Regions from separate parts of the Homo sapiens genome. Here region 2 is linked to region 1. A link is a loop called in an ENCODE intact Hi-C map of the cell type or tissue named here. Cell type or tissue: dorsolateral prefrontal cortex. All regions are shown on one strand.

The links. Peaks named below come from ENCODE experiments on the same cell type or tissue, not always from the same donor. Only the 100,000 strongest peaks of a DNase experiment are listed, where the experiment ranks them.
Region 2: a loop joins it to region 1, with 6 times the contacts of the local background. A loop is called at or near these places in 41 of 110 quality-filtered maps.

The regions. Positions count from the first base shown.
Region 1 is chr7:111,740,386-111,742,885 of GRCh38, forward strand. It overlaps DOCK4 (dedicator of cytokinesis 4), which reads right to left. Exons shown (of 53, transcript NM_001363540.2): 45 at 1,628-1,747; 46 at 1,155-1,276; 47 at 709-829. Among named protein-coding and RNA genes, the nearest start is that of DOCK4-AS1, 67 kb to the right of the region's middle. RefSeq lists an enhancer at 2,494-2,500. In dorsolateral prefrontal cortex, CTCF peaks have their summits at 1,539 (motif pointing right) and 1,741; a DNase peak (open chromatin) is centred at 1,606; H3K27ac peaks cover 1,523 bases.
Region 2 is chr7:111,854,358-111,856,857 of GRCh38, forward strand. All of the region lies in intron 23 of DOCK4 (dedicator of cytokinesis 4), which reads right to left. Among named protein-coding and RNA genes, the nearest start is that of DOCK4-AS1, 47 kb to the left of the region's middle. In dorsolateral prefrontal cortex, CTCF peaks have their summits at 1,068 (motif pointing left), 1,284 and 1,690 (motif pointing left); DNase peaks (open chromatin) are centred at 1,034 and 1,714; H3K27ac peaks cover 2,079 bases.

The sequences.
Region 1 (2,500 bases):
CCACTGCACCTAGCCAAATCATGTCTTCTTAAAGAAAAAAAAAGCCATTTTGGAATGCTAAGAGGGGCCGGGCGCAGTAGCTCATGCCTGTAATCCCAGCACTTTGGGAGGCCAAATTGGGCAGATCACTTGAGGTCAGGAGTTCGAGACCAACCTGGCCAACATAGTGAAACCCCGTCTCTACTAAAAATACAAAAATTAGTCGGGCGTGGTGGTACACACCTGTAATCCCAGCTACTCACGAGGCTGAGGCACGAAAACTGCCTGAGCCCGGGAGGCGGAGGTTGCAGTGAGCCAAGATCGCACCACTGCACTCCAGACTGGGAGACAGAGTGAGACTCGCTAAAAAAAAAAAAAAAAAAAAAAAAAAAAAAAGGCAAGCTAAGAGGCAGCTAGTGAGTGGCAACACACTCTGAGAGTCCTGGACTGCAGAAGGAACTTGGGGCAGGTCTCAGAGCTGAACCTTGTGCAGCGTGCCTAGGCTTTTCCATCGCTTGCTGATGTCGTCTTAAAGCGATGGGGCAGTTTTAAGAGAAACGTCTTTGTAGACTCTAGAGACCCATAAAGCAAGAAGAGTGTTTAAAGGTTTGTCCTTAAGCCAAGTTCTTGCTTGTTGGTCTGTTCATCAGCACAGCAGAATGAACAGAAACACTCATGATTGAGACAGAAAAGGAATAAACACAACCAGACAAAAAGCTAATTAAGTACCTGCATGTTAAAGACTTCATCAGAGCTTTCTGATTGCCCTGTAATATTGCTTACTTCAGCAGAAGCTTGTGAGGACAGTGAGGAGGAAGAATATCGGTTGACAGCTGGGTAACTTAACGGGCTGTTTCAGGGGGAAAAAAAAGGTCATTAACTCAGTCTCCAAATTGTACTTTATCATGTGCTAGAATGCTATGAAACCAAAGGGGGGAAAATACATTCCGTTTTGTTTTCTCCTGTTTGCCTCAATATAATCAAATGTTTGAGTTTATTTATTTCTCATGCTGTTGCTGTTTTACTGGTGGCAGAGGTCTGCAGCTGCCTCGCGGGTTAGTTATTTCATTAAGAAATAGCGTATTTGACAAATTGTGCCATAAAGAATGAGAGAACCATTCCAGATCAGCTTGCGGGTGAGGCCAAATTGTAAGATAATTTGGAATATGACTTACCTGCGTCTAGGAATTACCCTGGTACCATCTGGGCTCACAGAAGCAGGTGCTGAGTTTCTACACACACGAGGGCTTCCATTAGGAAAATGGACAGGACTGGCTTGCATACAAGCAGAGAACTCCTAAAGATGTAGTAAAGGAAATATCTCATTACAGTAATGATTTGGGCAAAATAACTTATGAGACAGGTTAGCATACTAGGCACACATCCTAATTGCCATCAAGTCTTCACATAGGGAGCTATTAAAGCAAGTTCCAGTATTATTTGGCTTTCCCTCACTTACATTTGTGTTTTCCCAAAAGGAAAGCCTCGCAAATAGCAGACAAGGCAATTGTATTTGAGGGCTCCCTGGTAAAACAGTGCAGTTTGGTAGAAAAACCACAAGATGTCACTATTGGATACATCATCATCCCTTTAACAAGCAAACGGCAGTGATCAGGCTGCCCCGCCATGGACACCTAAGTATACATACCTGTATCCCTAAGCTCGACTTCATCACAAAGAATTGGTCAACCAGCTTTTTGTGAAGGGGTCTCATATCTTGAGGTACAAACTTCTCATGCACGGCCAAACCAAATTCCAGAATCTGTGCCTTAATTCACAACATAAGGAAAAAACCTCACATCAATGACTACCTCTCACTAAGTGCCTGCTATGGGCCGAGCACTTTACTACGCATTTCGCTTGCATTATTGCTAATCCTCTGCCTCTGACAAGGTAGGAACAGCTGTCACTTTACAGGTGAAGAAAAACTGAGGATCTGAAAAATCCTGCATGGATAAAAGACAAATGGGGATTAGAACTTGGTTCTGATTTCAGACTTAATTTTCCTACTCCCCCAGGCTTCTTTCCCATGTATTTTAGATCTATAATTATAATGCCTCGTAACAGTTATGTGTCCTTTTGGCCCCTTCCTTCTCTCCCCAGGGTGGAGAAGGAATAGGGGCATGTGCTGCTCACTGTTAAGAGGGCCGGCAATTCTCCCTTAAAGATCTCTTCTTTGCATGGCACCCTCTCCCCCCACATTTCCCTCTCCCACTAGGTTCCTCTGTGCTCATCCATCCCTCCCACAGACTTTCAGAATCTGCCAGGGAGGATGGAAAAAACAAAACAAAAAGGAATTCTATGACAGTTTCCATGCTTCTTGTTTTTGTTTAAAAAGATTATTCCTGGCCAGGCGCGGTGGCTCACGCCTGTAATCCCAGCACTTTGGGAGGCCAAGGCGGGTTGATCACAAGGTCAGGAGTTCAAGACCAGCCTGGACAACACAGTGAAACGCTGTCTCTACTAAAAATACAAAAATTAGCCAGGTGTGGTGGCACGTGCCTGTAGTTCCAACTACTCG
Region 2 (2,500 bases), 110 kb after region 1:
TGCAGCCCCCTGCCTGCTCAATCGATCACGACCCTCTCACACGGACCCCCTTAGAGTTGTAACCCTCAAGAGGGACAGGAATTGCTCACTCGGGGAGCTCAGTTTTTGAGACGTGGGTCTTGCCGATGCTCCCAGCCGAATAAAGCCCTTCCTTCTTTAACTCGGTGTCTGAGGAGTTCTGTCTGTGGCTCATCTTGCTACATTAGTAGAGACAGGGTTCCACCATGTTGGCCAGGCTAGTCTCAAACTCCTGACCTCAGGTGATCCACCTGCCTTGGCCTCCCAAAGTGCTGGGATTACAGGCGTGAGCGACCGCACCCAGCTATTCAGTAGCTTTTGCTACTGTATCCCGATCCCTAACCCATGATTCAGTCAGTACCTAGTGTTCATGAAACATCTATTAAGCACCTACTTTGCACCAGGCACTATTAGGGAAGCTAAAGATATCATTGTGATCAAGGCAAATAAAGTCCCTGGCCTCTGGGGTTTCCCTTCTGGGGTGGAGGAGGGAAACAGACGTTAATCAATGAAATACCCAATTCTCTATTTCATTATAATTGTGCTAGGTGATTCAAGAAGCAAAACACAGTGTACTATAAAAGTGATAATTGAGTGGGTGGGGCACCAAAATTTCTTGAGAAAATGAGAGACTAAACCATGAAGGATAAATGGGAATTAACTCTGTTGGGCAGGAGCTGAAGAAAGTGGATTCCAAACAGAGAAAAGTAGCAAGGAGATGAGATGAGGCAGGTGGACGGGGCCACATCACAGGGCATGGAAGATCAATTCTGGAGAGTGCCCCCCAATAAAACAGAACTGGGATGTGAGTAGGAGCTGGGAGTGACATCATCTGGTATGTTTCTGAAGGTAACTTTGGCTAATAGATGGGTGGTGAAAGGAAATACAGGAAACAAGGAGAGAAAAGACAGAGGCAGCTCAGAGCAAGTGCAGCTGGACTAGAGAGGAGGCAGTGGGGGTGTGGAGAAGCTACAGAGGCACGTGAGGTTTCTTGGCCACAGACAGAGACAAAGGGCAAAAGGGAGAAGGAATGACTCTGAGGCTTCTAGGTGGATGGTGCTGCCACCTACTGAGCCAGGAAAGACTAAGCTCAGAGAGAAAAAAGTTGAGATTTTCATTTTAGACATGCTGAGTTTAAGGAGCCTGTGAGATATCCACCAGAGATGTTAAGAGCACAGTTGGATACTCAAGTTTGGAGCTCCGAGGAGAGATCTGGCCTAGAAATATAAATGTGAGAGTTAGGTCAGCACATGGATGGCACTAACTGAGGCTAAGCAGGTGGAATGAGCCCCAAGATTTGCTCAGATTTCCCTGCTACATGGCACCCTGGAAACTTGCCCCATCACATACGCTGCTGTACTTTATCATATTATAATTATTTGTTCGACATCTACTTTTGTGCTTTACTGTAAACAGACAGAGAGCAGGGACTCTATTGGTTCAATTTGTTATAGTATTTCCATCCTAATATATTTCTAATATAATACTGTGGAGTCTGTCCATAATAAATATTTGTTGAATGAATGGACTCCATCATGAGTTCTACTGGATATTACAGGCTACTCAAATAGAGCCTGGCATTTCTGTCTTCAGGTTTAAACACAGCTTAAACAGGAAGAGTGAGGAGGCCCGTTATCAGTCTGGTTTACAATGACTCCATCTGCTGGTGCTTGCTCTGAGCACGGGGAGACAGCAATTCCCACTACCTTGCAAGCCACGGCAGCTGCCTGTGACACACATGCTCCCCATCCCTCTGAAAATCTGTGCAAATGTGGATGAGTGACGTGTAAGAAATGAAATGATACAGGTGTCACCCTTTCCCCAGTAATGTGCTTGTTATACTGTCAATCCGCATTGAGAAGTTCAGAAACATAGTAAGAGAACTAAGTTGAAAGGGAGTCTTGTGACTCCCAAAATATGTGAGTTTACATTTGTTTTCAAAACCCACAGTTAAAACCTAGGGGCAACTATGATTTCAGTGAGGTATATTTTTCATCTTAAGTTCTATGTGCAGGGTGAGGTGTTACCTAAAACTATTAATTTTATCTTTGCCCTGTCTAGAGACAGATGTAGAAACTGTTTTTCAAAGATACATCTTTCTAGGTTCTTGGTTAAGAACATCCACTTAAACATGGTTATAGCTGTTTAGCCTTTAACAACAACAACAAAAACAGAAAACCCAAAATCATTATGTGGGCAAATCTTTCATAAAATCCAAGAAAAGAGCCTGAAAAACTGTGGAAACTGTTAAACTTTCAGCAAGTGCTTTCAGAGCTCCCTGATGGTGAACACCTGGAAAGGGCTTCACCCTAGAGTTTTTTCCCTTTGGAAAAGCCTGGGGAGAGGGAACCAGAGGGGAATACGGGTAAGCGGGAAGAGGAGGGGTGAGATAAAGGGATTGAGACTGAAGGAACAAAACACTAATGATTTTTAGCCAAAGGCTTTCTTGAGGTCCCAGGTAGTTTTTGAAAATATACTTTTA